Regions from separate parts of the Homo sapiens genome. Here region 1 is linked to region 2. A link is a loop called in an ENCODE intact Hi-C map of the cell type or tissue named here. Cell type or tissue: breast epithelium. All regions are shown on one strand. Links, peaks and the distances in the headings refer to the core of each region. The heading gives the core; the rest is flanking DNA.

Region 1 (4,404 bases), core at 202-4,201, 66 kb before region 2:
TTGAAAGCACCATCCTTAAATAGTGACCTGCTTTGTGGAGTTTGACCTAAAACAATAGACAATGAGTCTACATTGAGCAAAAGAATGTTGAATGGAATACATGCTAGACGTAAGATGGATGCCCTGAGATTATTTTCCAGCTTCAATTCATTGCCAATGACTTCAAGGCCATCATTTCACTTCCTCAGATACTCACTCTCCTCCTCTATTAACTGGAGATGGTGGTACGTGTCTTCCTGGGTCCGGCAAGTATAGGTGAGCATCAACTAAAATAAAGTGGGGACCTTTGCTTGTCAACATTCTTACAAATGGGATTTCCCTGTGATATTAAATCACAAGTCCTCACCGGTTTCCCAAGGCATGTACATCATCATCAGTAAGGGCATGTGAAAAGACTGCACATCATAAATGGCCCCACCATGTAAAACACAATTTGAATCCTTACTGAGCACCTACTGGTTGAATTAGGGCCATGTGCCGGAGAACACAAAGTAGGACTAAAAAGATGACCCTGATCTGAGAAAGTCAATGTCTAATGGAGAAGTAGCCAAATGTCCCCAGTGTGCCACACCTAGAAAGCAATAGCAAGAATATCCAGGTGGGTTGTGTGTTCAGATGGTATAATTAACAAGACAACCATAGCACTCTTTTATGGATGTCTAGAATATGCCAGGCACTATTCCGAGATAAGGTATACTTATCTCCTCTACACCTTGTAAAAAATGTATACAATGTATCTTCATTTTATAAATGAAGAAATTAAAAAATAAAGAAATTATCTTCATATTATAATTGAAGAATTGAGGCTTAATGAGATAAAGAAGCTTGCTGTCCACCCCATCCTACAGTGTTTGGACCCATATTTTTTGACTTCAAAGCCCGTGGCTACAGGGTTTTCCCAGGCAATGGTGATTGTGTGTGGGAAAGGGTGTTTATGAAAGATACCCATTTTTCTTCACCTCTAATCCATTGACACACTAACCATGTCAGATCCCTCATTGTGCCACAGTTTCTTCATTTGCAAAATAAAGAAATTTATTTAGATGATCTTAATTTTAGGATTCTGGATATACTTGTGAAAAAGGAAGCTAGAAAGATTCAACCTTAAGTCTGCAAAAGCTTCCAGTAGGTTTTAAAATCTGTTCTAAATGAAATGAAGAAGGGTACCATACAACCCTAAATTAGGCATAATTTATCTCTTAGGGGATGATGTCTTTTATTTTGGAAAAATGAAGGTAAGAAGAAAAACTTCACAACTCATCCAGTTCTTTGAAATAAATTGTGAGGCTATATGTATCTCCATATATAAAATATGTATTCATGTGTAATATACATATTCATATACAGTATCTAGTATACACAAACATAAGCATATGTGTAGTCATACAAACATTTCTCATTATTATCATTGTAGTTATTATTATTAACCTGTTTGAATTTGAGGCTGACTCTTCCTCTCCTGTACTCAGAGCTTAAAAATTCCCAGTTCTTACTACTTTCTTTTCCATCTTTAGAAGTTGCTGCTGCTTGTTTCCCAGCTACTTCTTGGTTCCTAACTTTGCTTAAAAGCATTTCTAATTCCTCATATTGAAAAGAGGGTTGCAAATGAGGTTTAATACGAAAATGTTTTGTACCAAGAAAACTAATGCCCATTTTTCCCCCCTAATGAATGCCAAAGTCATCACAGACTCAAGGCTCATGAATAATGTATATCTTCCAATTAAGCGCAAATGCTGTTCAGTTCTTACAACCCATATGTAATGCCTGCTCTGGCCTTAGAATGGGCAGAGGCTGGGGGTAGAAGGAGGGGTTGGGGAGGGTTGTGTGTGTGTGCATGTGTATGTGTGTGTGTATCTGACAGCTAAGCTCCCACAACCTGTAGCATGCTCATTACCTCCTGGGAGTTAAACTTCCCATGCTTGAGTCTGCAGAGATTTGTGAGTCTTTGCAACCATAAATAAAATTTATTTTAAATTTCTAAATCTCCAAACCTGTTCCTTAATAGCCTGGAGCTCTTGCTGATCACTCTACCATCTGTTGCCAAACCGTCAATCTAATTGGCTAGCAGGTACCCACCTCCCCCACTTTCCAGAATGCTGGATTGTTTCAGAAGGGAAGCCTCTGGAGCCCTCCTCTCCAAGAAAGCTACGGTGGTGACTCTGTGGGTAGCTCATTTGCTTCTTTGGGCTTCTGAATGAGATGCTCTTCTTTACGAAGAAAGCCACACAGGCCTTTTGAGGCTGCTAAATTTGGTGTGTTCATCTTCCACTACCAAAACCACAGAGCCAGGAAGACCTGATTTCAAGCCATGACACACCCAGGAAGGGCGGTCATTTCATGTCTCTAAGCCTCAGTTTTCTCATCAGAAACAGAAGATAGTAAACAACAATTGTGGTACCCAGAGTGGGTGCCTAGACTAAAAGCAATATTTTCTATACATGATGAAGCCCCATGCAAACGTTAGGAATTACCCTCTTTGCTGTCAGTGTATAGACATCCTCACTTACAGCTTCATGACTGGACATGACAAAGCCCCAGGGCTTGGGCTGCTCTGAGCCTGATTAACGTTGTTCATAAAAATATTCATCCATCAGGGTTTCCATTTGTAGCATTTAGGTGTGCCAAATAACAGAGCCAGCCAGTGGTTTCTTAGAATTACACCATCTAATAATGAATGCTGGAGACAGATTTTTTCTTTCAGCCTGAAATCTCTTCTTATAACTCAGGGCTGATGAGTGCTGCCCTACATTTCTCGATGGATCCAATTTAACACCAGACGAAGCAGTGACTCAGACTAACTTAAATATCTCAAGATGAGTTTCACCTTTTCCTCTGAGGCCGTATCAGTTCAATTGCATAAGTGCAAATTTATTGAAAGTGGTTTGGTGCTTAGCTTTTCTCTATTGGCAGTAATGGAGTTTAAATTTATAGCAGGCTGATGAATTTCAGATAAGAGAACCATTACCTTACAACAACATTAAGGAAAAATATATAACTCCGATTGCTGAACCTCGAATGTGTATTGTTTGAATGAGGGGAGATGGATGAGGTAGGCTGACATTTGCAAATGCAATTCCTTTCCATCCTCATGGTACTAGCCCAGGAGCCTGAAAGTATGGCATATTCCAGAAAGGGCTTGGGATAGCTATGCATTACAAGTGCATTACAACCAAATAGCAGGAGTAGGCTATGATCTAAAGGAGAGAATTTTTCTTTCTCTTTAGTAATATAATTGGAGGTGTCTTTTGGCAATGTACCAAGGCTGTTAGAGGGCTTAGGTTGTTCCTTTGGTACTTGTCATGTTCCTCTCCCATAGGTTATTTTCCTTTTACTACAAGGCTTTGTCTTCCTGCAGGGTGGAACTCTGGCATTGTAGGGATTAAAATGAAGGATGTACGGTACAAATGTGCAAAGCTTCAGAGAGGATGGAAGGGGCCTGGGCTTCTCCATTATCTTGAGGCTCTTGGTATACATAAAAAAAGGAGAAGAAATATTAAAACAGTGCTATAAAAATTGTGTTATTTTTAAAACAGTTACACTGAACAAATTAACTCTTTTAAAAAATGTGGTATCAATGTGCTATGCATAAGATAATCACAGAATTGCTAAAATAGGGGTTGTGGACAGTATTTTTCCATAGTGAAACACGTAGTAGAATTTTCGGGCTGTGTGATTAACTTTAACTTTCCCCTAGGTCTGTAAAGCATCTCAGCAATCTTGTGAATAACCTCCTTCAAAGATAAAGTTGAAGTCTAAATGTGAGGTCCTTTGTGGGTTTGTGTGTCGAATACCCTTTCTGTTTTCCCATTTTCACCCATTCCCCTACAGGCCATAGCCATCTACATAAGATTTTTTTTTTAAGTTAAAAAAAATGATAAGCATGTGAGGTGATGAATATGTTAATTATCTTAATTTAATCATTCCACAATGTATACATATATCAAAACATCCCACCATACCCCATAAATGTATACAACTATTACTTATCAATTAATAAAATTTAAAAAATAAGAATTCAAAAAATGTTTTGCTCTTGGGCTTCTGTTTTCTGGGTCTTATTCTCCTCATTCACAAAGAGCGTATGTGTGTGAGGCAAGGGTGGAGCTGGGGGTTCTCGGAGCTGCAGGGGTCCAAGGTGGGATCACGGTCCCCAAGGCCAGAGTCCATTCTCTCAGCATTCGAGGAATCATTCTTGTTGCTATAGTGTATCTAGTATACACAAAGTGGAAAGCAGCTCCACTTGGGCCTCCAGAGCTCCATGCTTGGAGTGTTTTCCCTGTGGTCCTCTCTCTGTCCCAGGCCCCTTCTCTGTAGTTTGTGCTGTGGGGGGTGAACCAAACACAACTCAACCTGAAGATGAGAAGAAATGGGAGGACAGCACAGTTCATTTCTCTTCATTCTCCT
Region 2 (4,404 bases), core at 76-4,075:
TTCCTCTCCCTTTGCAGGGAAAATAGTGTAAAGGCTGACCCCCTTGATCCAATCCATCCTGAGTCTAAGATGGGTCAAAGTCCTGGTAAGACACAGACTATACCTGGTTTGCTCCTGAGGTTTCATGGTTTTCAACCAAGAGCCTAGGTTCTTCCCACTGGTATATCCTGAACTCTGATCATTGTCTCAAAATAGTGCTAAGAATTCTCTTCTCCCTCTCAAAGAGTTGTCACTTAGGCTTTTAGCCTCTATCCTGCACAGCTGCAAGATTCAGCAAATGTCCTGAAGGGAAACCAATTGAGGTCTTGAAACTCCCTGCCCTCCCCTCGACCTAACCTATTTTCCTGTCCAAAGCCCTGCTGTTTTCTCTGTCCCTCCAGTGTTCCTTTGCTCAGCTTTGCCCTAGTATTTGCACTGGTTTCTCAGGCTCCTGCCCTGAGCTGCGTTGCTAAATGCCTTCCCTCCTCCTCCTCAACCACTTCCAATGTAAAATCAGCTGCCATTTTCTTTAATTTATTAAATGAGGCAAAATTTTCCCTGCCACTAGATAAAACTACAACAGCCTTCTCTGCTGACTTTTAGGTCATCGAAGAATGTATGGTCACTGTAGATTTCAAATACAGTCTCAATTAGATGATTAAACTTCCTCAGCCTCCCTGGGCAGCCAGAGGGCAGAAAACTCACTGGGAAGGCAGTTGTGGTTGACATGTTCACTCTTTTCTGCTTACTTCCTCTCCTACTCACTAGTTCCATCCCACGTTGAAGCAGGAAGGGGGAAACAGCTGTTGTTTGAAGGGCACTATTATAATATGTGTCCTATCCATCCTACTAGTGTTTAAAGTGGTGATTGAAATGTTTGAGGTATTTTTTGGGCTCCTCCAACTGTAATCCTGTGATGTGAGTAGCGCAACTCTTCCTTCGGGCCTCTCTTGGGCCCTAATTTGTTGGAGGACTGCCCCTCACAGGTGTCTCTCTGTTGCAGTCCTATTGCCCCTCCAGGTAGTACTCAATGGTAGACTTCTTAAATGGCCCAAGGGTCACTTTCTTTTTCCTGTATGGTCTAGCTTGGGGACATAGAAAATACCTAATATTCTTTTCAAGTGCAAACTTCTTCCTTTGGCCCTGATGCTAATGCCAGCAGCCACAGCTCTTTGCTCTGAGAGTCCTCAGATATGGTCCTCACTGTGGCCAAACTCCAAGGGACATATATCAGCTCCCTGAGTGGTTCCCCGAAAGACATAAAGTGAGGTGATTTTTACTTCCTCTCCTTTCCCTTGGGGAAGAGCTCATAGCCCAGTTTTCACCGAAGAAGTCCTCCTCTCAAAATCTACTCTTGATCATTTTATGTCCTCACTGTGGGTGAGGGATTTCAAGAGTCATGGAATTGGGCTTGGCTATTTTCTTTGAAAATTTCTGTTTTGGAGTGTCAACTCACTTGGAAATTTTATACCCATGGTATTGGGGCTGGCTGAATATCGTGCTGCAAATATGTCCACATCTTAATTCCAGGAATTTTTACATACGTGACCTCATATGATAAAAGGGCCTCTGCCAATGTGATTAATGATCTTGAGATGGGGAGATGATCCTGGATTTTCTGGGTGCAGCAAATGTAACCACCAAGATCCTTACAAAAAGGTGGCAGAATGATCACAGACAGGAGTAGGAGATGTGACGATAGAAGCAAGAAACAAGTGATGCAAGGAAGGGGCCATGAGCCAAGGGATGCAGGTGGCCTCTGGAAACTGAAAAAGGCAAGGAAACAGATTCTCCCCTGGGGCCACCTGTTGGCAGGGTTGTCAGCCCTGCCAGCACCTTCACTGCAGCCCAGTGAGGCGGACTGTGAATCTCTCATCTCCAAAACTGTACTATAATAAATTTGTGATGTTGTAGGCCACACATTTTGTGGCAATTTGTTATCATAGTAACAGGAAACTACTATAGGCATCATGGTGCCTCCGGCAAAATTTTAAATTTTGTTTCTAGTAACCTTGCCACAAAATGCTCTTAGATAATGGAGTTATTTTAACAGCTGGGGTAATAGCACATAATGCCCCTAACTACAGGACAGACCTGAAATACTAGGGAGGGCTCCTAAGGTCTGTTCCCCATGGGTGGTGCTGATACATTGCACAATGATTCAATATCACTTTCATGCCATTCACAGCTGCAAATACTGGCTCTCCCATTTGTATTATTACAGCTAAGTGACTTTGGGGAAGTTACCCTACCTATTTTTACTTGTTTATCTATAAAATGGGATAATATTATCTACCTCTGAGATTTGTCTGAGGGTTAAATGAAATTGTTTAAAATTGGCAAACCCTTTATTCAGTACCTACCATGTAACAAGTGATTGAAAAAGTATAGTCATCAAAAAATGAATGGTGTCGATTCATAGTAAAACCAATTTGTAAATGTTTAGGTGTTGTGTTGGGTTAAAAATATTTGCCCTTGCGGAGGGTGTAGAGGTGCTGCCTTGCAGTTTCCATGGTAAGCACAGGGTTGGTCACTTCCAGCTCAGTCAGGTGAGATGCCTCCCTGATTTCAGGAGGCAGAGTGTCCTGATGGAAGGTAGTTAGCTTTGAAATATCAGTTTCCCTGCCTGGTGGAAATAAGTGTTTGCAGCATATAAAACATATTTAGTAGTGCTATTGATGGATAAATCATGAAAGATGCACACTTGAAAGGTTAATATTGACATCCTGTAAGACATAACTTTATATGCAGCACGACTATTGATCAAACCTGAGTTGATCAAACCTGAGGTGGTGATGGGCTAGAAAGTGCTACTGTGGATCATTTACAGGAGGAGCAATGTGAGTACTCAGAAGGGCTCAGGCATTGTATAAAAATGAGGCTTTCTTTAAACACATTTTGCAATTTCCAATCCAGCCCATGAGCTGCTATCAGTTTATCCCTTGCAACAGAAACAATAACACCCTGCATCCAAGAAGAAACATTTGCTGACCATATACATTTGGTTAATTATGACTTTTCCATTTGCCCAGATAAAGGGGTCAACAGGAATTTCCCAGGTACGTGAATAACACTTTCGAGGGGAGCTATGTGTTTGCCTTGGTCAATTCACACACACACACACACACACACACCCCAAAGAAAATCTTTTGGTGATATCTTGAGCCCTTACTAATTTTTTCTAGCTAATGAACTACAATGAGTTTACTATTTTTAAAAAAAGATTCTCGGCCGGGCGCGGTGGCTCACGCCTGTAATCCCAGCACTTTGGGAGGCCGAGGCGGGTGGATCATGAGGTCAGGAGATCAAGACCATCCTGGCTAACAAGGTGAAACCCCGTCTCTACTAAAAATACAAAAAAATTAGCCGGGCGCGGTGGCGGGCGCCTGTAGTCCCAGCTACTCGGGAGGCTGAGGCAGGAGAATGGCGTGAACCCGGGAAGCGGAGCTTGCAGTGAGCCGAGATCGCGCCACTGCAGTCCGCAGTCCGGCCTGGGTGACAGAGCGAGACTCCGTCTCAAAAAAAAAAAAAAAAAAAAAAAAGATTCTCCAGTTAAGAAAAGTGTTTACTTCATTATTAAATTGGGAATGGGGGAAAAACCCTGGGATTTCAGTAACATTCTTAATAACCATTAATGTGAAACAATTCCTCAGTCTTTGTCTGTCATGACTTGACAAATTTAAAGAGTACTGGCCAGCTATTTTATAGAATGTCCCTCAATTTGAGTTTGCCTGGTATTTCTTTATGACTAAACTGGTGTTTTACATTTTTTTATTAAGAACATAACAAAAGTGATACTGTGTCTTTCTCAGTGCGTAATTCGGAAGTTTTACCTCTTCCTTGCCCGTTCTTATTGGCCAATTTGTCCCATGACTGGCAATATTAACTTCAATAATTTTGTTAAGGTAATGTTGCCAATTATCTGGATTTGTTCTTTCCCTTTGCACCTTACGAAAAGTTGGTTTGAGACTACCTGAGAATCCTGTTTCTCATCACACTTTTGTTCTCCTTCCAGTTCTAGAATTCACTGATGATAAATACCTGAAGTAAGAATTACTGTGGTGGTTTTCTACTTCTATCATTCTTTCTACATTTATTTCCTGACATTCAACTGTAAGACAGCATTTCCTTCTCCTTTATTTTTTAATTTATTCAATTATCTATAATAGTATGAATTTGTGAATTCCTGTTTTATTCTTTAAGTTATAAACCAGTTTCTGGTTTCCTTCCAGAGCTTCCTGTGCCTAACATGTACATTTTATTATTTTCTCTGTTTCTTATTCAAAAAGTAGAATATAGAAACTCTTTAGATCCAAATCTTTGACACATATAAACTCTAAATTTAGAGTTTATTCTTGTGTGTGGTGTGAGGTGGGGCTCTGAGTTGATCTTTTTGAATTGCTGCTCAGTTGTGCTAGCACCATT

Evidence for each region. Hi-C counts contacts between places; a loop is a spot of excess contacts. Peaks named below come from ENCODE experiments on the same cell type or tissue, not always from the same donor. Only the 100,000 strongest peaks of a DNase experiment are listed, where the experiment ranks them.
Region 1: it touches region 2 in a loop (7-fold over the local background); 1 of 110 quality-filtered maps calls a loop at or near these places.

What each region holds. Positions count from the first base shown.
Region 1 is chr10:76,734,347-76,738,750 of GRCh38, forward strand. No RefSeq gene overlaps it. Among named protein-coding and RNA genes, the nearest start is that of KCNMA1-AS1, 150 kb to the right of the region's middle. In breast epithelium, for the core only: no CTCF peak of the experiment used is centred there; a DNase peak (open chromatin) is centred at 2,555.
Region 2 is chr10:76,800,074-76,804,477 of GRCh38, forward strand. No RefSeq gene overlaps it. Among named protein-coding and RNA genes, the nearest start is that of KCNMA1-AS1, 86 kb to the right of the region's middle. In breast epithelium, for the core only: no CTCF peak of the experiment used is centred there; no DNase peak of the experiment used is centred there.